2 separate regions of the Homo sapiens genome follow, and region 2 is linked to region 1. The links are chromatin loops, found by intact Hi-C in ENCODE. Cell type or tissue: PC-9. All regions are shown on one strand. Each heading gives the region's core, and the rest is flanking DNA. Links, peaks and the distances in the headings are about the cores only.

Region 1 (12,142 bases), core at 2,363-10,362:
CAGTCTTTACTCTGAAAACAATTATATTAGGAGAAAAACACTAAACAGATAATTATAACATGATGTGGTGAGCCACCAAATATCATTGAATTGCAAGAAAGAAAAATTTTAATGCTACCTAGGAGATCCAGTAAACAAAGGAGATGATATTACATCTGAGTCTTGAAAGAGAAAAGGACAAAAGGAATTTCCAGGCTAAGGGGAAAGCATATATAAAGGTCTGAAAAAGAGAACGACTTTGGTATATTAAAACAGTGGCAAATACGTCAGTCTGGCTAGAATACAGAGTGAAAAATAAAAAGAGGGAAGTATAGTATCTGCATACTTTCTTGGTTAGGGAAAACAGAAAGACGACACTCAGAGGTACCATAGTGGTAGTTTAGATTCCCCTATTGGACACTAAGTGGTGCTGTTAGCTCAGGATAGCTTGGTTGCTGAAGGCTAGGTAATGACCCTCATTTAGAAGGGATATCGTGTATTTATCTACACATACCTGGTATTTAAAGGTTGTGGGTTCTTACCTTGGCAAGAGTGTGCCATACAATGGTTCATCAACTAGCCATGTCCTCTCTGTCTTAGAACATTCCAATTCCAACCCTGAGGGAATTTGCAAAGGCTCTGGAGACCAACACTCACGTGAAGAAGTTCAGCCTGGCCGCAACTCGCAGCAATGACCCTGTGGCCATTGTGAGTAAAATTCTTAGAAATATAACATGAAGTTATTTAATTCACTGGAAACTCTATTTACTTTGTTTCATTAGCTAACAATTTTTTAGATCTGGAAAACTTACCTTCTACACAGTTAGTGAGCAAAATTATAGTTACAATGCAATAGTTAAACTTCAGAACTGAACTGTCAGATGCTTTAAGTTATCTGGAATTTTGTCAGCATTACAGTTTTCAGAGAAAGAAACAAGATAAGTTTGGCATTTAACTAACTGAATATTTAGAGTTTGCTCTGTGCTTAGGATACATTTTCTAAAACTTTCACATCTACAGTCATTGGATATCATGACCCTAAAGCCCTTCAGGAATTAGGCATCTATAGAAATATTGAAGTAGCTGGGCGCGGTAGCTCATGCCTGTAATCCCAGCACTTTGAGAGGCTGAGGTGGGTGGATCATGAGGTCGGGAGTTCGAGACCAGCCTGGCCAATATGGTGAAACCCCATCTCTACTAAAAATACAAGAACTAGCTGGGCATGGTGGCACGCGCCTGTAGTCCCAGCTACTTAGGAGACTGAGGCAGAAGAATCACTTGAACCCGGGAGGCGGAGGTTGCAGTGAGCCGAGATCATGCCACTGCACTGTAGCCTGGGCGACAGGGAGACTCTGTCTCAAAAAAAAAAAAGAAAAATTAAAGTATATTTTAATCTTTGAAATGGATTAATATGTGTCTAAAATATCTTAGACAACAAAATCAGGAAACATTCTGTGTTTGACACCAGAATGTGAAAAAAATAGCCAGCCAGGTGTGGTAACGTACACCTCTGGTCCCAGCGACTTAGGAGGCTGAGGTGAGACAATTGCATGAGCCCAGGAGTTCTAGGCTGCAGTGAGCTATGATTGCACCTCTGCACTCCAGTCTGGGCAATAGAACGAGATGATAGATAGATAGATAGATAGATAGATAGATAGATAGATAGATAGATAAAAGAAAAATAGCCAACTAAAAGTTCTATTCTTCCTATGCATTTTAGATAATTTAGCCAAATAAGGAAGCCCCTTGTCCCAGGTAAATACTTATACCATCACTATCATGATTTTTATTCTTCCTATCAATAGCCAATTAGTAACTCCTCCTATTTATAGCTACTTTATTGAGGAATTAGTAAATGCCAGCACTGATCTTCGTGCTTTCCATGCAGCATCTCATCCATTTGTCACTGTAATACTATGAGGTATATACTATTATTAGTTCCAACTTTAACAAATGAGAAAACAGCTTCAGAGAGGTTAAGTAAGCTATCCAAGGTAATACAACCAGTAAATGGCAAAGCCAGAATTCACTACCAAGTCTTTCTGGTTCTACAGCCAGGAAGCTTAACCATCAAGCTATGCTAGATTTACACACAATGCCTGGCTGTCATACATTTGCTAAAATATGTCACTTATCAAAAGCCTGGGCATCAGCCTGTTGTTCTATGGCATTTAATGCTCAGCCCTTGAATCGAGTTAGAAAAACGCAAGTTGTCTGGACTTGATGGTTTGATTTAAAGTAACATGTCTTTTGGAAGATCTAAAATAGCATTTAAAACAGATGACATGAAAGTAATGACTACCTATCATGGTCCTGGCACAGAATAGATGTTTGACAAGTACTTGTTAAATAAATGAATGATCATAACCTCCAACCTCTAGCAATAGAGAATATTTCTATGGTGATCACAGCAAACTTGAAATAAGCACTCATGTAAAAGAGGAACCAGGCTACAAAAATCAATGTTTTTACCAGCAGTTATTACATTTCTAAATTCGTAGCTTGAAAGCAGTTTTGAATTTGAAACCTATCATTAAAATAGAAAGATGGCAGAACTAGATAATTGGTAAGGTGAAATGAGCAGTTTAAGGATTCTTATCTCTGTATGATTTTGTACTATTTCTGCCTTTTAGTAGATTTTTTTCAGTAAAGCAAAAATATTCACAATATACTTTGTATGTAAATGAATAAAGGGATAAAGAAATGATTTGTCACTTCTGTTTCATATATTATTTCGAGTAAAATTGCAGGGCTGGGGTTAGTTCACAATCAACTCTCAACACTACTGGTAAATAATCTAACTCCTATTCTAGACCAAATAAATAACTTACTAAGTGGATTAAATAAATTCCAAATATAATAATCACTTTGATGCTGTTTTTAATGCAACAACTATGTGTTGAATGCTTGTCATGTGAAAAGCACTACACTAGGAGCTGGATTTTTTGGGTAACACTTTTCAGGCAAATTTGACCTTTTGTAACTTGCTTTTTAAAGAATACTTTATTTGGGCCGGGCGCGGTGGCTCACGCCTGTAATCCCAGCACTTTGGGAGGCCGAGGCGGGTGGATCATGAGGTCAGGAGATCGAGACCATCCTGGCTAACAAGGTGAAACCCCGTCTCTACTAAAAATACAAAAAATTAGCCGGGCGCGGTGGCGGGCGCCTGTAGTCCCAGCTACTCGGGAGACTGAGGCAGGAGAATGGCGTGAACCCAGGAGGTGGAGCTTGCAGTGAGCAGAGATGGCGCCACTGCACTCCAGCCTGGGCAACAGAGTGAGACTCTGTCTCAAAAAAAAAAAAAAAAAAAAAAGATGAATGGATGAAGAAAATGTGGTATATATATGCACACTGAAATATTATTCAGCCATAAAAAAGAATGAAATCCTGTCATTTTCAGCACCATGGATGGGACTGGAGGTCATTGTGTTAAGTGAAACAAGCCAAGCAAAAAAAAATAAATATAGCATGTTCTCACTTACATGTAGGAGCTAAAAAAAAAGTGGTTCTCATGGAGGTAAAGAGTAGAATGGTGGTTACTAAAGCCTGGGAAGGGAAGGGAGTAGGGACAAAGAGAAGTTGGTTAAGAGGTACAAAAATACAGTTAGTTAGAAGGAATAAGTTCTTGTATTCAATAATTTATTATAAATTTCAAAATAGCTAGAAGAGAAGAATTGTAATGTTCCCAACACAAAGATAAGCCTTTGAGGTGATGGCTATTCCAATTACTCCAATTTGATCACTGCAAACACATTGTATAAAGGTATCAAAATATTACATACACCCCCAAAAATATGTACAACTATTATTTATCACTAAAACATTTTAAATTTAACATTTAATTTAAACATTTTTAATTTATTTGGTATAGTCATAGTATAGTCTATAAAAAATAGAGGGACCACAGGAAGATATACGTATATATACATATATATATTCATTTATATGGATAGAGTTTTCAAAATATGATTTTGCTACTGTTTTCTGAAGAGCATCACTCCTAATAGAAATTTTTCCCTTGTCCTTCATTCCAATTCTAAGATGTGGTACACCACCCTCCTCCCCTCCTCACTCCCCGAATCCCCCCTTCTCAAGGGTAAGCTGAGAAGAGAGAGGCAGAACCAAGGGAAAGAAGTGATGATTTTAGGAAAGGTTTTCTTCGTTGTCACTGTGCCTGGGTGATGTTTTATTGGGAGTCCTGGCAGAAAGTCTCCATTTTTAGCATTCAAACATGAGATGAAAAGGCGTTTCTTGGTGGATGACATTTGTGGACCTCAAACCTTATTCTGCTTTCATGTTATAAATTATTATTCTGATATATTTTTAGAATCAGTGAAGCCCTGTGCAATTGGCATCCGTTTAGACATGTCCCCATTTAAGGCTGTTTGGCATTCAATCAGAAAACATATTTTGGGGTTTGTGGTGAACACAAGCCATTTTACAGATGAGGCAACTGAGACTCAAAGAAGTTGAATGCTGAACTAAGATTACACCGCATGTGGCCAAGCCAGGATGCAAATGTAAGTCACCTGTGATTGAGTTTAGTTTACTGTGCCCCAAGCACTTTCATATAACCACATCTATAGCAACTGAGCATTCAAATGGAATTTGTCCCCACTGAATGCCAATGAGAGGGCCCAAATATATTTAAAATGCTACTGTTATTTACAATGATGCCACATAAAAATCAAGAGTTTAGGACAGCACTGTTTATTGGAAATAAAACGTGAGAGGTCACTTCCAAGATGGCCAAATAGGAACAGCTCTAGTCTACAGCTCCCAGTGAGATCGACGCAGAAGATGGGTGTTTCTGCATTTCCAACTGAGGTATCTGGTTCATCTCACTGGGACTGGTTGGACAGTGGGTGCAGCCCATGGAGGGTGAGCTGAAGCAGGGCGGGGCATCACCTCACCCGGGAAGGGGTTGGGGTTGGGGGATTTCCCTTTCCTAGCCAAGAGAAGCCATGAGTGACTGTATCTGGAGGAGCAGTAAACTCCTGCCCAAATACCGCGCTTTTTCCACAGTCTTCACAACCAGCGGACCAGGAGATTCCCTCCTGTGCCTGGCTTGGCAGGTCCCACGCCCACAGAGCCTTCCTTGCTCACTGCTAGCACAGCAGTCTGAGATCCACCTGGGATGCTAGAGCTTGGCGGGGGGAGGGGCATCTGCCATTGCTGAGGCTTGAGTTGGCATTTCTATGCTCACAGTGTAAACAAAGCGGCATGGAAGCTCGAACTGGGCGGGGCCCACCACAGCTCAGGAAGGCCTACTGCCTCTCTAGATTCCACCTCTGGGGGCAGGGCATATCTGAACAAAAGGCAGCAGACAGCTTCTCCAGACTTAAATGTCCCTGCCTGACAGCTCTGAAGAGAGCAGTGCTTCTCCCAGCATGGCGTTCGAGCTCCGATAACGGACAGACTGCCTCTGCAAGTGGGTCCCTGACCCCCGTGTAGCCTGACTGGGAGACACCTCCCAGTAGGGGCCGACAGACACCTCATACAGGTGGGTGTCCCTCTGGGACAAAGCTTCCAGAGGAGGGATCAGACAGCAATATTTGCTCTTCTGCAGCCTCTGCTGGTGATACCCAGGAAAACAGGGTCTGGAGTGGACCTCCAGCAAACTCCAGCAGACGTGCAGCTGAGAGGCCTGTCTGTTAGAAGGAAAACTAACAGAACGGAATAGCATCAACATCAACAGTAAGCACATCCACACCAAAACCCCATCCATAGGTCACCAACATCAAAGACCAAAGGTAGCTAAAACCACAAAGACGGGGAGAAACCAGAGCAGAAAGGCGGAAAATTCCCAAAACCAGAACGCCTCTTCTCCAAAGGAACACAACTGCTCACCAGCAAGGGAACAAAACTGGACAGAGAATGAGTTTGACGAGTTGACAGAAGTAAGCTTCAGAAGGTCGGTAATAACAAACTTCTCTGAGCAAAAGGAGCATGTTCTAATCCATTGCAAGGAAGCTAAAAAGGTTAGACGAATGGCTAAATAGAATAACCAGTGTAGAGAAGAGCTTAAATAACCTGATGGAGCTGAAAACCACAGTACAAGAACTTTGTAACTGAAAACCACAGTACAAGAACTTCGTAAAGCATACACAAGCTTCAATAGCCGATTTGATCAAGTGGAAGAAAGGATATCAGTGATTGAAGTTCAAATTAATGGAGTACAGTCAGAGGACAAGATTAGAGAAAGAAAAGTGAAAAGAAACGAACAAAGCCTCCAAGAAATATGGGAGTATGTGAAAAGACCAAATCTACGTTTGATTGGTGTACCTGAAAGTGACAGGAAGAATGGAACCAAGTTAGAAAATACTCTTCAGGATATTATCCAAGAGAACTTCTGTAACCTAGCAAGGCAGGCCAATTTTCAAATTCAGGAAATACAGAGAACACCACAAAGATACTCCTCGAGAAGAGCAACCCCAAGACACATAATTGTCAGATTCACCAAGGTTGAAATGAAGGAAAAAATGTTAAGGGCAGCCAGAGAGAAAGGTTGGGTTAAGCACAAAGGGAAGTCCATCAGACTAACAGCGGATCTCTCAAGCCAGAAGAGTGGGGGCCAATATTCAACATTCTTAAAGAAAAGAATTTTCAACCCAGAATTTCATATCCAGCCAAACTAAGCTTCATAAGTGGAGGAGAAATAAAATCCTTTACAGACAAGCAAATGCTAAGATATTTTGTCACCACCAGACCTGCCTTACAAGAGCTCCTGAAGGAAGCACTAAACATGGATAGGAACAACCAGTACCAGCCACTGCAAAAACATGCCAAATTGTAAAGACCGTCAACGCTATGAAGAAACTACATCAATTAATGGCAGCAAAATAACCAGCTAGCATCATAATGACAGGATCAAATTCACATATAACAATATTAGCCTTAAATGTAAATGGGCTAAATGCCCCAGTTAAAAGACACAGACTGGCAAATTGGATAAAGAGTCAAGACCCATCAGTGTGCTGTACCCAGGAGACCCATCTCATGTACAAAGACACACATAGGCTCAAAATAAAGGGATGGAGGAAGATCTACCAAGCAAATGGAAAGTAAAAAAAAGCAGGGGTTGCAATCCTGGTCTCTGATAAAACAGACTTTAAACTAACAAAGATCAAAAGAGACAAAGAAGGGCATTACATAATGGTAAAGGGATCAATTCAACAAGAAGAGCTAACTATGCTAAATATATATGCACCCAATACAGGAGCACCCAGATTCATAAAGCAAGTTCTTAGAGACCTACAAAGAGACTTAGACTCCCACACGATAATAATGGGAGACTTTAACACCCCACTGTCAATATTAGACAGATCAATGAGACAGAAAATTAACAAGGATATCCAGGACTTGAACTCAGCTCTGGACCAAGTGGACCTAATAGACATCTGCAGAACTCTCCACCCGAAATCAACAGAATGTACGTTCTTCTCAGCACCACATCGCACTTACTCTAAAACTGACCACATAATTGGAAGTGAAACACTCCTCAGCAAATGTAAAAGAACAGAAATCACAACAAACTGTCTCTCAGACCACAGTGCAACCAAATTAGAACTCAGGATTAAGAACTCACTCAAAACTGCACAACTACGTGGAAACTGAACAACCTGCTCCTAAATGACTACTGGGTAAATAACGAAATGAAGGCAGAAATAAAGATGTCCTTTGAAACCAATGAGAACAAAGACACAGCGTACCAGAATCTCTGGGACACATTTAAAGCAGTGTTTAGAGGGAAATTTATAGCACTAAATGCTCACAAGAGAAAGCAGGAGAAATCTAAAATCGACACCCTAACATCACAATTAAAAGAACTAGAGAAGCAAGAGCAAACATATTCAAAAGCTAGCAGAAAACAAGAAATAACTAAGATCAGAGAAGAACTGAAGGAGATAGAGACACAAAAAACTCTTCAAAAAATCAATGAATCCAGGAGCTGGTTTTTTGAAAAGATCAACAAAATAGACCACTAGCAAGACTAACAAAGAAGAAAAGAGAGAAGAATCAAATAGATGCAATAAAAAATGATAAAGGGGATATCACCACTGATCCCACAGAAATACAAACTATCATCAGAGAATATTATAAACACCTCTACGCAAATTAACTAGAAAATCTAGACAAAATGGATAAATTCCTGGACACATACACCCTCCCAAGACTAAACCAGGAAGAAGTTGAATCTCTGAATAGACCAATAACAGGTCCTGAAATTGAGGTAATAATTAATAGCCTACCAATCAAAAAGAGTCCAGGACCAGACCGATTTACAGCCGAATTCTACCAGAGGTACAAAAAGGAGCTGGTATCATTCCTTCTGAAACTATTCCAAGCAATAGAAAAAGATGGAATTCTCCCTAACTCATTTTATGAGGCTAGCATCATCCTGATACCAAAACCTGGCAGAGACACAACAAAAAAAGAGGATGTTTAAGCCAGTAATGATGAACATTGATGTGAAAATCCTCAATAAAATACTGGCAAACCGAATCCAGCAGCACATCAAAAAGCTTATCCACTATGATCAAGTCGCCTTCATCCCTGGGATGCAAGGGTGGTTCAACATACGCAAATCAATAAACATAATCCATCACATAAACAAAACCAACTACAAAAACCACATGATTATCTCAATAGATGCAGAAAAGGCTTTCAACAAAATTCAACAGCCTTTCATGCTAAAAACTCTCAATCAACTAGGTATTGACGGAACGTATCTCAACATAATAAGAGCTGTTCATGACAAACCCACAGCCAATATTATACTGAATGGGCAAAAACTGGAAGCATTCCCTTTGAAAACCGGCACAAGACAAGGATGCCCTCTCTCACCACTCCTATTCAACATAGTATTAGAAGTTCTGGCCAGGACAATCAGGCAACAGAAAGCAATAAAGGGTATTCAAATAGGAATAGAGGAAGTCAAATTGTCTCTGTTTGCAGATAACATGATTGTATATTTAGAAAACCCCATAGTCTCAGCCCAAAATCTCCTTAAGCTGATAAGCAACTTCAGCAAAGTCTCAGGATATAAAATCAATGTGCAAAAATCACAAACATTTCTATACACCAAGAACAAACAGAGAGCCAAATCATGAGTGAACTCTCATTCACAATTGCTACAAAGAGAATAAAATACCTAGGAATAGAACTTACAAGGGATGTGAAGGACCTCTTTAAGGAGAGCTACAAAACACTGCTCAAGGAAATAAGAGAGAGAGTACACAAACAAATGAAAAAACATTCCATGCTCATGGATAGGAAGAATCAATATCATGAAAATGGCCACACTGCCCAAAGTAATTTGTAGATTCAACACTATCCCCATCCAGCTACTGCTGACTTTCTTCACAGAATTGGAAAAAACTACTTTAAACTTCATATGGAACCAAAAAAGAGCCTGCATAGCCAAGACAATCCTGGGCAAGAAGAACAAAGCTGGAGGCATCACGCTACCTGACTTCAAACTTTACTATAAGGCTACAGTAACCAAAACAGCATGGTACTGGTACCAAAACAGATACATAGACCAATGGAACAGAACGGATGCCTCAGAAATAACACCACACATCTACAACCATCTGATCTTTGACAAACCTGACACACACAAGCAATGGGGAAAAGATTCCCTATTTAATAAATGCTCTTGGGAAAACTGGCTAGCCATATGCAGAAAACTGAAACTGGACCCTTTCCTTACAGCTTATACAAAAATAAACTCAAGATGGATCAGAGACTTAAATGTAAGACCTAGGACCACAAAAATCCTAGAAGAAAACCTGGGCAATACCATTCAGGACATAGGCATGGGCAAAGACTTCATATCTAAAACACCAAAAGCAATGGCAACGCAACAAAAGCCAAAATTGACAAGTGGGATCTAATTAAACTGAAGAGGTTCTGCACAGCAAAAGAAATTATCATCAGAGTGAACAGGCAACCTACAGAATGGGAGAAAAAAATTTGCAATCTATCCATCTGACAAAGGGCTAATATCCAGAATTGACAAGGAACTTAAACAAATTTACAAGAAAAAAGCAAACAATCCCATCAAAAAATGGGCAAAGGATATGAATAGACACTTCTCAAAAGAAGACATTTATGCAGCCAACAGACATATGAAAAAATGCTCATCATCACTGGTCATCAGAGAAATGCAAATCAAAACCACAATGAGATACCATCTCATGCCGGTTAGAATGGCAATCATTAAAAAGTCAGGAAACAACAGATGCTGGAGAGGTTGTGGAAAAATAGGAATGCTTTTACACTGTTGGTGGGAGTATAAATTAGTTCAACCATTGTGGAAGACAGTGTGGCAATTCCTGAAGGATCTAGAACTAGAAATACCATTTGACCTAGCAATCTTAATAACTGGACATATACCCAAAGGATTATAAATCATTCTACTATAAAGACACATGCACACATATGTTTATCGCGGCACTATTCACAATAGTAAAGACTTGGAACCAAGCCAAATGCCCATCAATGATAGACTGGATAAAGAAAATGTAGCACATATACACCATGGAATACTATGCAGCCATAAAAAAGGATTAGTTCATATCCTTTGCAGGGACATGAATGAAGCTGGAAACTATCATTCTCAGCAAACCATCACAAGATCAGAAAACCAAACACCGCATGTTCTCACTCATAAGTGGGAGTTGAACAATGAGAACACATGGACACAGGGAGGGGAATATCACACACCGGGGCCTGTGGAGGGTGGGGTGCTAGGGGAGGGATAACATTAGGAGAAATACCTAATGTAGGTGACAGGTTGATGGGTGCAGCAAACCACCATGGCACGTGTATACCTATGTAACACAACTGCGCATTCTGCACATGTAACCCAGAACTTAAAGTATAAAAAATAAAAAGAAATAAAACATGAGCCACAAATGGAAGCCCCATGTATAAATTTAAATTATTTAGTAGCCACATTAAAAAAAATACATAGTAGACAAAATTAATTTTAGTAGTAAATAGATGCTCCTTGACTTACAATGGGGTTATGTCCAGATAAAACTACTGTAAATTGAAAATCTTTATCTGAACATAGCCTCATCATAAGTCAAGGAGCATACTGAATAAGTATCACTTTCACATCATGGTAAATTCCAAAAATGGAAAGTGGAACCATCGTAAGTCAGGGACTCTCTGTATTGTATTTAAACCAATATATCCAAAATGTAATTTGAAAATATAATGAGGTATTTTGCATTCTTTTTTTCATACTACATCTTTGAAATCCAGTGTGTTTTATGTTTGCAGCACATTTCAAATCAGACTAACCAGTTTTCAAGGGCTCAGTAGCCACATTTCTCATGGCTACCATTTGGCCAGTGCAGAAATTTGCATTTCCATACAATCCTATAAAGTACAGACAGCAAACCCTTCTCTTTAAAGATGTATTTCTACTCTACTTCAATTACATTTAAAACATCTAGTCTTTGTTTTACTAATGTTATTATTCCCAGCACATGTAATATGCTCAAATATTTGCTGAACTGAAGTGAACCTGGGCCTACAGCCCAGTATTGTGTTTGGCTGGCTCGCCCCTGTTTTGTTCAGCACAAGAAAGTGTTTTCTCAAGTTTAAAAGAAATTGGCAAGATCCTGGCAACTCGCCAGGAGGTCCTGCAACTTTCTGTAAAGGCCTAATTGCTCTGACATTTTGTTATTCTAATAATGATAGTAAATCCCAAAGCTTGTAGAGTCCAAAAGGAAAGTCCTGATGCATCCCTCTCTGATGATCAGATTAAAATGTATAGATTTAATTTTAATCAAGGACCTAGCACAGAATAAATGCACTTTAATTTACATGGTATGCGATAGTGTAAATCCAAATTGTTGAGCTTTCTTTGCAGTGCAAGCAACTGCCTGACCAAGATACAGGATTATTCTTCTAGTCCAGTGGTTCTCAACCTAGGGCAATTTTGCCCTCCAGGGGACAATAGGCAGCATCTGGAGATATTTCTGGTTGTCATGATGGGGAGGAGTGCTATTGACATCTAGTGAGTCTCAGAGGCCAGAGATACTACTAAATATCCTTCAATACACAGGACAGCCTCCCACAACAAAGAATTCTTTGGCCCCAAGTGTCAGTCATGCTGAGGTTAAATAACCCTGTTCTCATCCAA
Region 2 (12,142 bases), core at 1,386-9,385, 86 kb after region 1:
ATTTATTGGTTTAGATACTTTATTTACATTTTTCATCAACTTGGTCAATAAGTTTCTTCTTAATGATGTTAGTGAGGTTTTATTACACAATGATTTTGAATAACATTCTTTAATTCTCTACTATAACAGATCTAAAAGTATATTGAAGGAAACTTAAAATTCAGTGGTAGATTACAGAGTACAAATGATGTTAAGGCATCTATTCTAACTGCATTCTTTAAAGTGGAATGCCATAAAACAATTCATGCCATATTTTCAAAGACCCTTTTAAAAAGCTATTCTATACCCATCATTATTAATTCATGGTTATGATTGCTAATGCTTCATAATCAGTAGTTTTAGGAAATTTTTCTAGTCCAAGTCTCCCCCATTTAAGTGTTTGAGCTTATGTATTCTCAGTGGAGCCTGAGTACGGCTGTGGTTGTTTTTTTGTTTGTTTGTTTGTTTGTTTGAGATGGAGTCTTGCTCTGTTGCCCAGGCCGGAGTGCAATGGTGCACCCTCGCCTCACTGCAACCTCCGCCTCCCGGGTTTAAGCGATTCTCCTGTCTCAGCCTCCTTAGTAGCTGGGATTACAGGTGCACACCAGCACGTCTGGCTAATTTTTGTATTTTTAGTAGAGATGGGGTTTCACAGTGTTGGCCAGGCTGGTCTCGAACTCCTGACCTCAAGTGATCCACCCACCTAGGCCTCCTAAAGTGCTGGGATTACAGGCATGAGCCACTGCACCCAGCCACAGCTGTGTTTTTAAAAGTTCTATATATAATAATACTTAAATGAAACAGGATAAGTTTTTCAGCTTTCCAAACAGGTCAGAATACAGGTTGGCCTAAAAAGCCAAATTCTACGTTCACTCTTACTTGGAATACTGTGTATAGAATACTGGGGAATGGTGGCAGCAGTAGCAGAGCTGAAGATCAGCTCTTGCAGGCACCATTTTTATGTCTGAATTCATATTAGTCCAGGCAGGAAGAATGGGACTTGGGCTTTTTATTTGAGAAAGAGGCCCTTCTCAATCATTTTGGCCAGAACTGTGTCACATGGCTACCCCTTAGCTGCAAGGGAAGCAAGAAAGTTCATTTTAGCACTCCAGCTTCTATAGTAGAGGAAGGCTTGTGAATGGCTATTGAGTAGGTAAGCCGTAAGCTCTGCACCTGACTTTTCTAAAATTATCCATCACCCCAGCCCCTGTGCTTTTTCTTTAGAGTCCTCTTCCTCTTCATCTCTTGTTAAGGATCACTATCTTTGTTATTTAAGTTAGTCAGGGTTCTCCAGAGAGACAGAACCAACAGGATGTGAGGGGAGAGAAAAGTTTATTTTAAGGAGGCTTTTTAAATTCAAAATCTAGCAGCCTGGAGACCCAGGGAAGATTTACTATTCTTGTCCAAAGGCAGTCTAGTGGCAGAATTTCTTCCTACTTTGGGGAGATAAATCTTTGTTCTTTTAAGGCCTTCAACTGATTAAATGAGGCCCACCCACATTATGGAGGTTAATTGGCTTTACTTAGAGTCTGCTGATTTAAATTTTAATCTCATCCAAAAAAAAAGCAAAAAACAAAAAACCTTCATGAAAACGTTTAGAACAATGTTTGAGAAAATAGCTGGGCACCACAGCCCAGCCAAATTGACACATAAAACTAACCATCACGCTACTGTTACAGGTGGGAATGTCATGTCCCTCAGGTGTTTGGGGCCAGAAAAAGAGTTCAAAACCAATGCAGAGTTTTGAAGTGTGGAGAATCATAAAGACAGGCAGAGGCATCTCTTCCTTTTTATTTGTCAAAGAAAACTACTGGTTATATTTTCTCTGTGCAGCCATACGTATGTCAGTGTTTATGGCTTTAATCCTGCTTAAATAGAAGAACATAATTTTATGAGAAAAAATACTGGTTGATCACCTTCTGTTATTCTGCGTGTTTCAGGTGGACCCTGGGGGTATAATTTGGAAAGGAATGGAGGTAGAAACAAAGCGAGAGATGTGAGAAAAAGAGATGTCAGAAAAAAACTATGGAATTTGAGGATAAGAAGGAGAAAAAATAAGAGACCTGAAAGAAAGCTGCATTTGTCCCAGGCTAACCCCGGAAGCTTCCTAATATGCCCTTGTTTCATAATCTCCAGTTACCTAGGAAAATATCTTGGAGGATTAGAGGAAATAGGAAAGAAAGCAGAGAAGAATTACGGAAAATAAGAAAATACAAGAGGGGGAAAAGGATAGAGGTGAGGAATATGGGTGACATAGGAAAAAGTGCTGTATCCTCAACTATGGTAGAATATCTTTGTCCTCCTATGTATCTTTTAAAATTTTTACTTCTTACTTTAGGTTTTAGATGGGTAAGAATAAATGGAAGTAGTTGAACAAGTAATTTTACATTCACAATCAGTGGTTTCTCTTTATAATACATTCGGTATTTTTACTGCCTCTTTTAGCTACATATGTCTATTAAATATTGTTTATGGGCAGCTCTGATGCAGTGATTAAGATGATAGCTTTTTTTTAATAATGAACTTTTTGTTACTCAAAGAAAATGCACAGGTCATCTGTATGTAGCTCAGTGAATTATAAAATAAACACACCATGTAATTACCATTCAGGTAACGATAACATCAGCAGCCGGACGCGGTAGCTCAACGCCTGTAATCCCAGCATTTTGGGAGGCCGAGGCAGGCGGATCTCTTGAGGTCAGGAGCTCGAGACCAGCCTGGCCAACATGGTGAAACCCCGTCTCTACTAAAAATACAAAATAGCTGGGCATGGTGGCATGCACCTGTAATCCTAGCTACTCAGGAGGCTGAGGTAGGGGAATCCCTTGAACTCAGGAGGCGGAGATTGCAGTGAGCCGAGGTTGCTCTACTGTACTCCAGCCTGGGCGACAGAGTCGAGACCCTGTCTCAAAAAAAAAAAGGTAACATCAGCACCCACTGAAGGCCCTATCATGCTCCTTCCCAGTCACTTTTCCCTTTCTTGTGAAAGGTAATTACCAACATAGTGTCTAATACAATAGTTAGTTCTGTCTGTTTTGAACTTTATATCGATGGAAACATACATTCCGGGCATCTGGCATGCCTATGTCATATATTTTTTGTGAGGACCAAATTTGTTTTTTTTTTTTTTGGTTTGGTTTTTAGAGATGAGGACTCACTCTCTTGTTGCCCAGGCTGGAATGCAGTGGCACTGCAACCTGGGACTCCTGGGCTCAAACGATTCTTCCACCTTAGCCTCTAGAGTAGCTAGGACTACAGGCACATGCCCCCACACCCACCTGAGGACCAGATTTATTAATGGGTACACTGAAATCACTGTAAAGGATCATATGGGAGATGATTACCGAACAAGAGATTTTCATTCTCTGTCATGGAGGAGCGGTCCAGAACAACCATGGGATGAATTTGTGAGTTTCATTAATCTATCTGATGGAAGCACATACTATCAGATGTGGTAGAATCAAGCCTTATAAGCCATGTCACAGTACCATGGACCTGAAGGAGGGCAAATTCCTCTTCAACAATCAAGCAACTTTGGCTGTAAAGCTCTGCTTTGAAATATAGCAAAAAGCCACCTCTAATGTTCTGAAATCCACCCTAGACTCTCATCTTTAAAGCAGTTAGCCTTAGTTATCCTTAGTCACGAATATGCCTTCCTCTCTCTTCATCTCATCTCCAGGATCCTGATCACGTTCCAGAAGGTCCTCAGAGTAATTCATCTATGTCTTATTAGAATACTTCCCATCAACCTAAATGTTAATCTCTGTAGCTCCAAAAATCCAGAAGCTTGTTTTTTAAAGATAGCTCTCCTATGACTCTGCCCTGAACACCTGGGTTGAGTCTCAGATTTTTTACTTAATAGCTTATTTTAGTGGAGATAGACTTTCAGATTGAGGATGCTTTCCCAGGCAATAGAGGTTTTCCTGGCTCTTCATAAAAGTTTGCAAACCTACCTCTATTGAGAAACAAAGGCATTTTACTTTTTTGGTACATTTAGATTAGTTAGAATCCATAAGATGTTCTCTTGGTCTCTAAATGATTTTTTCATTCAAAGATGACTGGCCTCAGGGTGCAGTACCTAATGGCAATATTAGCCTTCTGACCAGGGAATGTTGTAGCAGTGTCATTCAGTTCCTTGAACTCTTTCCAAATTATATGCCAAAATCACATAGTGAGCTCTCATCGTAAATTAATTATTTTAAAGGATCTATCAGATGACTGCTTAATTTTTTTTTTTTTTGGAGATGGAATCTCACTCTGTTACCCAGGCCGGAGTGCAGTGGCCTGCCACCACACCTGGCTAATTTTTGTATTTTTAGTAGAGACGGGGTTTCACCATGTTGGTCAGGCTGGTCTCGAACTCCTGACCTCAGGTGATCTGTCTGCCTTGGCCTCCCAAAGTGCTGGGATTACAGGTGGAGCCACTGCACCTGGCCGACTGCTTAATTTTTTCAAAAGCAAAAACTTGGGAACCACTAAAAGGATTACTTACCTAGTCATTAGACTATTTTCTTATATTCTGAGACTGACAATTAATTATACTTCTTATTTTTTCACTTAAAGGCAGACTCTGTTTCTGGAGCCAGAATTACACATAACTGGCCAGGACAGGAGGGAATCCTCATAAAACCAAAAATTTCACATTTAGTTTTTCCTTTTGACCAATATAAAAGTAAATATTCATGCCAAATTTTATTTTCTAGATTGCTAAAAAATGTTTTTTAGAAACCTGATAGACTGAGGACACTTAAGAGTTATTATATGTAAATCCATTAATAATTTCACCTCATGATTTGTGAAATGATTATATGTTTTACAGAATTGAAAGCATATGTCAATATATGAAAAGAAGAAAGTAATCCTAATTAAGTGAAGCTCAAGGCCTTATGTCTTACATGCATTTAGGGGAGTATTTTGTCCTATACTGGTGAATATTTTACTTTTTACCTCTTCCTCCTTAAAATTTTGCAGAATGTATAACTGAGACATAGGCCAGCACAGGAGTGAAAGAGAGTATTCATCCAGCTTGTTCTCGTTTGGAGAATGGTGAAAATTCTCAGTGCTGATTATTAGTTCCCATCATATTTTTACATAGCATGCATATTCTGTCTCAAAGATAGATAAGGCATAGAACCTTGTCATGAATTTATCACTTGAAGAAATACTGTGTCCCAGTCTTCAGTATTTTTTACTACCTGTCATTTTGTTTTGTTTTGCTGGGGACTCCTCCTCTCTATTGCTGGTATCATGCTCCGCCCTTACCTAGACTAAGAATTTTTTTTCCCTGTGTTATTTCACGGATGGACCAGAGCCATGGCTGCACCTTATATCCTATACAGAGATGTGCATTCTGATTCTGTTTGAGCTGCTGACTCACCCGGTATGGGCTCCTCCCTGCCTTGCACCGCACTCCTTTTCTTCCTGCTGGGCCTTGGGGTACAGCCATTTATGCTTTTTGGTTGTTTTCTCTTTTCCTATCCTGAGAATGGAATGCCCTTTTGTTCTTTCCCAAGAATTCCACATGCCCCTCCCTGCTTTTTTAAAGGTAAATTTAACCCAGTTGCCTTAAACTAAGGACTTCCCATATGCTGTCCAAGTTATTTATTCACAGTTATGTTAGCTTTCCAGAAAACCTCCTCTTTCTCACCTTTCTGAGTATGTGATTTCTTTGGAGGAAAGACAGACCTGATCCCTTAGTAAACCAGAAAGATCATGATTATAAACCTGCCTACATCAAGAGGATTACATAACCACCACTGGGCAATTGGTTTCCGCTAAGTCCAAAGGTAAAAACTGGCTCTTATTTTTGTAATCATATTGTATGAACCCTAAATGTCCCTTGTAGACCTCTGAAAAGTGGTCTTCCCAGGCACTGAAGCTGATATTTGAAATGGGCTATTTACATTAGTCATGCAGATGCTGGCATCTCCTTTTCAGACCGGTCATGCAATATCATTTGAATGATTCACTGTTAACTCCCTTGGGGTGAGGAGTTAGCCAGATGGACGGCTTGTTACTCATGTTAACCGGTTTCATGGGGAACATTTCCTGGATAACTACACCCACTCTGGATAGTTCCTTTCCTCCAGCATTTCTCCATATGATTTACATACCGTAAAGTACTGCCTTTTTTTTTTTTTTTTTTTCCTGAGACAGAGTCTTGCTCTGTCGCCCAGGCTGGAGTGCAGTGGCGCGATCTCGGTTCACTGCAAGTTCCACCTCCTGGGTTCATGCCATTCACCTGCCTCAGCCTCCCAAGTAACTGGGACTACAGGCAGCCGCCACCATGCCCAGCTAATTTTTTTTTGTATTTTTAGTAGAGACAGGGTTTCACTGTGTTAGCCAGGATGTTCGCCATCTCCTGACCTCGTGATCCACCCACCTTGGCCTCCCAAAGTGCTGGGATTACAGGTGTGAGCCACCGTGCCCGGCCTAAAGTACTGCTTTTAGTTGTTTCAGAATCTTGTACTCTGAGGCTTTGTTGCTACTTGTTTTTAGGATTGTTATGTCCCCTTGATGAATTGTCCCTTTTGTTATAATGAAATGACCTTTATCTCTGGTAATATTCTTTGCTATAAAACCTACTTTGCCTGATGTTAATAGAGCCTATCTTTCTTTATTTTGATTAGATGTCATGGTATATCTTTTCTATTTGTCCTGTCTGTTCTTTGATGTTGTTGTTGTTGTTGTTGTTGTTTGTAAGAGACAGGGTCTTGCTCTGTTGTCCAGACTGGAGAGCGGTGGCATGATCACAGCTCACTGCAGCCTCAAACTCTTGGGCTCAGGTGATTCTTCTGCCTCACCCTCCTAAGTAGTTGAGACTACAGGCATGTGCTACCACACCTGGCTAATTTTTAAAATTCTTTTTAGAGGCGGGTCTTGCTATGTTGTTCTCAAATGCTTGGCCTCAAGCAATCCTTCCACCCACCTCAGCCCCCTGAGTACCTGGGATTACAGGTGTGAGACAGTGCACCCAGCGCTTTTTTTTTTTTTTTGAGATGGAGTCTCGCTCTGTTTCCCAGGCTGGAGTGCAGTGGTGTGATCTCGGCTCACTGCAGGCTCCACCCCCTGGGTTCATGCCATTCTCCTGCCTCAGCCTCCCGAGTAGCTGGGACTACAGGCACCTGCCACCTCGCCCGGCTAATTTTTTGTATTTTTAGTAGAGACGGGGTTTCACCGTGTTAGCCAGGATGGTCTCAATCTCCTGACCTCGTGATCCACCTGCCTCAGCCTCCCAAAGTGCTGGGATTACAGGCATGAGCCACCGCACCCGGCCCCAGCGCTTTTTTTAAAAAAAAAAATCTTCCGTCCAGGCATGATGGCTCACACCTGTAATTGCGGCACTGCGGGAGGATCACTTGAGGTCAGGAGTTGCAGACCAGCTTGGGCAACACAGTGAGACCGTGCCTCTACTAAAAATGAAAAAAAGTTAGCTGGATGCGGTGGTGTGTGCCTGTAGTTCCAGTTACTCCGGAGGCTGAGGTGGGAGGATGGCTTGAGCCTACGAGTTCATTGCTGCAGTGATCCATGCTCATGCCACTGCACTCCACCCTTGGCATCAGAGCGAGACTCTGTCTCAAAAAAAATAAAGAAAAAGTCTTCTATGCCTCTACTTCACTTTTTGAACATATGTAATATAATTATAGTAATTTTTAATGTCCTTACTTGCCAATTTTATCATCTATCATTGTTAAGTCAATTTTGATAGACCGATTTTTTTTCTTCTTCTGGATCAAATTTTCCTGTTTCTTTGCATGTTTGTAATTGTTTATTGGGTATCAAACATATTAACTTTCCAGTGCTGGATGTATTGATATACCTATAAATATTCTTGAGTTTCATTCTGGGGTGCAGTTAAGTTACTTGGAAACAGTTTGATTCTTTGGAGTCTTGCTTTTAAGATTTGTTAGGTGGGCCAGGCACGGTGGCTCACGCCTGTAATCCCAACATTTTGGGAGGCCGAGGCAGGTGGATCACGAGGTCAGCAGTTCGATACCAGCCTGACCAACATGGTGAAACCCCATCTCTACTAAAAATACAAAAAAATTAGCTGGGTGTGGTGGCGGGCGCCTGTAATCCCAGCTACTAGGGAGGCTGAGACAGGAGAATCTCTTGAAACCGGAAGACGGAGGTTGCAGTGAGCCGAGATTGCACCACTGCACTCTAGCCTGGGCAACGAGAGCAAAACTCTGTCTTAAAAAAAAAAAAAAAAGATGTGTTAGGTGGGACTAGAGCAGTGTTCAGTCTAGGGCTAATTATTTCCCCAATACTGAGGCAAGACCCTTCTGAGTTCCCTACCCAATTGTGAGCCTTGTGAATTGTGAGCTTTTCCAGTCTGGCTGGTGGGAACAGGTTCTATTCCCAGCTCTGCATGAACATGGGCATTATTACCTCTAAGCTTTCAGAAGTTTTTTTTTTTCCCTTGGCTCAAGGTAGTTCCTCACATACATGTACCAGTCGGTGCTATGCTGAACACTCAGTGTGACCCTCTGCACAACTCCTGGGCTCCCTCTCTGTGCAGTTCCCTCCTTTCTGGTTCCCTATCCTTCAAACACTGGCTGCCTTGGTTTTTCTGGACCTCAGCTGTGTCTGCAGCTCAGCATTCACCAGGCTCTGCCTGAATTTCTGCTCCCTGATCTGCAGCCTGGAACCTTTCTCCAGACAATAAGCTAGGTAATCACAGGGCTCACCTCTGTTTTTCCCATATCATAGGGATCACTGTCCTTTGTTGCCTGATGGCCAGTGTCTTGAAAACTGTTGTTTCTGGCCAGGTATGGTAACTCATGCCTGTAATCCAAGCCCTTTGGGAGGCTGAGGCAGGAGGATTGCTTGAGGCCAAAGAGTTCAAGACCAACCTGGCCAACATAACAAGAACCATCTCTTTAAAATATATGTGTGTGTGTGTGTGTGTGTGTGTGTGTGTAAAACTTGTTTCATATATTTTGTCCATTTTAATTGTTTCAGGCATGTGGGTAAATTCTGTCCTTATTACCCCATCTTGACATAGGAACCTCCAGAATAGGATTCAGTTGCTGTTCTATTTCCCTGTTAAAGTATTAACTCCCAAAAGTGAAGGATCTCTTGTTTTGTTTTCCTTATGGTGTCTTTCTAGTTCATTGTCTAGTATATACAAACTCACTAAACATTTGTTAACTAAGCATTTATTGGTGACCATGTTGCAGCATCAAGCAGGTGTTGTGTGTATCATTGGATCAAAACAAAAATGTCTTTCTAGGCTGTGTCCCCTCATTCTTTAGTTTGATTGGTTTGAGGTTTTTGTGCTGCTTGTCAAACAACATATCACAAAGCCTCTTGGAGATTATAGTGGAGTAGTGTCCTTCAATCTTTTCTGGAACAAGGCAGTTTATAAACAAACAGTAAAGTTAGCTAGGGCCTTTCAACTCTGTAGGAATGAAGTAACCAAGAGCCACCTCTGTTTCTTGTTATTATATTTTTTATATACTCAGCAAGGGTGGGAGCTATGACTAAGATAATTCTTAACATTTGTTGCAGCTGTAACTTGGTATCAGAGCAAAAGAGATAAGGACTAGTAAAGAAAGGTCCTGGCAATGGAATTGTTAACATGGATCACAGTATTTCTTACTGATTTTGTGACAATAACAAGGATCTTGGCACAGGATATTTCTTTTTTCTTGGAACACACATGAGTTTGGATAAGTGCCATACATTTAAATTACTGTTATATGAATTCTTATCTCAATGTCTTCCATTTCCTTAGCTGCTGTTTTGTAGTTGCAGAAACATTGCTAAACTGTTTCAACGCTCTTAGCAACCAAGGTTCAGCCTTATTTTTGTTTGTTTTGTGTAACTTGGGGGTGGGGGATGTATCATTTCATACTTATCTGAGAGTTTTTTTTTTCTGATCTCATCATTGTTTATTTTTATAGTTTCCTACTAGGTAAAGAATTATAATTTCAGTTTTTAAAAATTTGAGTTTTGGATTTTGCTATCTTAAATAAGGAAATTACAGTCATTTAGATAGAATGCTATCTACTGAAAGGTAAAAATGTTTTCTTAGACATTATGTTATTTTAAAAAATGGAAGTAGTAAAAGTCATAAATCTGGATTTTTTTATTTTTGACCATATTTCAAGCAGAAGAAAAAATTAGATCAACTCAGGATAACTCATCTTCATCTTTTAGGGACTGATATTATACAGATTAGTGGTTACCAACCTAAATGAGTAAGAATTAGAATCACCTTTGGAGCTTTTTCAAAAATACTCATGACTAACCAGTCTTCATTTTCTGAGTTTAAGGAACACTGACAGAGATACTTGGGACTATGTGGTCTTTAGTCTTCCTAGGTTGCTAGTTTGTTTTGGCAATCTCTTTCTCTCTCTCTGTCTTTCACACACACACACACACACACACACACACACACGAAGAAGAAATTCTAGGAGCAACAAGAATAAGGAATTAATGTGTGTCTATTATGTTTCTCATCCTGCAAGACATTGAGAGCACAAACCAAACTAACCATTATAAGGGAGATCTATTGAATTTATCAACATCTCATAGTCACTAAGATTTTAAAATCTAATTGATATTGATATAAGACTAATTTAAATTAATACATGTTTAGAAAGGTATTTTATGTCATATGAAATTATTCCAGCAGTTTGCTAGTTAGATGTTTCTCGGGAAACAGCTGATTTTGATTAAGAAGTACAAATATACTGTATCTGGCTCAATTTGTCTCAGAAAATTATCTTTTTTTAATCTTCACATTTCAGGGAACCAAATATAAATTTACTGAAGACCAAAAAACCCATACTAATAAGTCAGCTCCTTAGTGGTTTTTGTAAACATCTTTATTAGTAAAGGTGATATAATTCCCATATCATAAAATTTATCAATTTAAGGCATATAATTCAATATTCATTACTACATTGATAGAATTATGCAACCATCACCACAGTCTTAAGTTTAGAACATTTTTGGAACCCCAGAAAGAAACCCTGTGCACGTTAGCAGTAAGCCTTCATCCCCATTCCATTCCCTAGCCCTTGACAACCACTAAGCAACTTTCTTTCTGGATTTGCCTAGTCTGGATATTTCTTATAAACAGAATCATACAATATGTATTTATGGCTGACTTCTTTCACTTAGCATAAGGTTTTGGAGTTTCATCTTGTTACAGTGTGTGTCAATACTTCATTCTTTTTTATGGCTGAATAATATTTTATTGTGGATACCACGTTTTGTTTATCTGTTTCTCAGTTAATGGACATGGGTTGTTGCCACTTTTTAGCTGTTGTGAATATGCTGCTATGAACATTTTTATACAAGTTGTTATATAGACATATGTTTTTATTTCTCTTGGGTATGTGCCTGATAGAATTGCTGGATCATAAGGTAACTATTTTTTAACAAATTGAGAAACTGCCAAACTTTTCCAAAGTGGCTGCGGTATTGTACCTTCTCACCAGTAATGTACCAGGGTTGAAATTTCTCCACATGCTTGCCAACACTTGTCTGTTTTATTGTAGCCATCTTAGTGGGTGTGAAGTAATATCACATTGTGGTTTTGATTTGCATTTCCCTAATAACTAATGATACTGAGTATTTTTTCATGTATTGTTAGACTCGTGTATATTTGTTTGCTTTTTGGAAATGGAGTCTTGCTATGCAGCCCAGGCTGGACTCGAACTTCTGGGCTCAAACAATCCTCCTATGTCAACCGACCGAGTAGCTGAGATTACAAATGTGCACCACCATGCCCAGCTATACATATTCTTTGTAGAAATGTCTCTTCAAATCTTCGCTTACTTTTAAACTGGGTTGTCCTTTTATTATTGATTGGCAAGCATTCCTTATATATTCTGGATAAAAATTTCTTGCCAGATATATGGCTCAAAAATGTTTCTCCTATTCAGCAGATTATCTTTTCACTTTCTTGATGGTATAATTTGCCCCACAAAAGTTTTTAATTTTGATGTAGTACAATTTATCTGTGTTTCTTTTGTTACTTATACTTTTGGTGGCATATCTAAAAACCATTGCCTAATTCAAGGTCACGGAGATACAATCTTTCTTTATTTCTTTTTTTTTTTTTTTTTTTTTTTTTTTTGAGACAGAGTTTTGCTCTTGTTGCCGGGGCTGGAGTGCAATGGCACAATCTCGGCTCACTGCAACCTCC

The links. Hi-C counts contacts between places; a loop is a spot of excess contacts. Peaks named below come from ENCODE experiments on the same cell type or tissue, not always from the same donor. Only the 100,000 strongest peaks of a DNase experiment are listed, where the experiment ranks them.
Region 2: a loop joins it to region 1, with 5 times the contacts of the local background. A loop is called at or near these places in 6 of 110 quality-filtered maps.

The regions. Positions count from the first base shown.
Region 1 is chr15:51,782,142-51,794,283 of GRCh38, forward strand. TMOD2 (tropomodulin 2) reads left to right here. Exons shown (of 10, transcript NM_014548.4): 7 at 580-687. Among named protein-coding and RNA genes, the nearest start is that of TMOD2, 37 kb to the left of the region's middle. RefSeq lists an enhancer at 5,129-5,629. In PC-9, for the core only: a CTCF peak has its summit at 5,371; a DNase peak (open chromatin) is centred at 5,170.
Region 2 is chr15:51,869,506-51,881,647 of GRCh38, forward strand. The region is part of intron 3 of TMOD3 (tropomodulin 3); the gene reads left to right. Among named protein-coding and RNA genes, the nearest start is that of TMOD3, 46 kb to the left of the region's middle. In PC-9, for the core only: no CTCF peak of the experiment used is centred there; DNase peaks (open chromatin) are centred at 5,296 and 5,976; H3K4me3 peaks cover 982 bases; H3K27ac peaks cover 6,357 bases.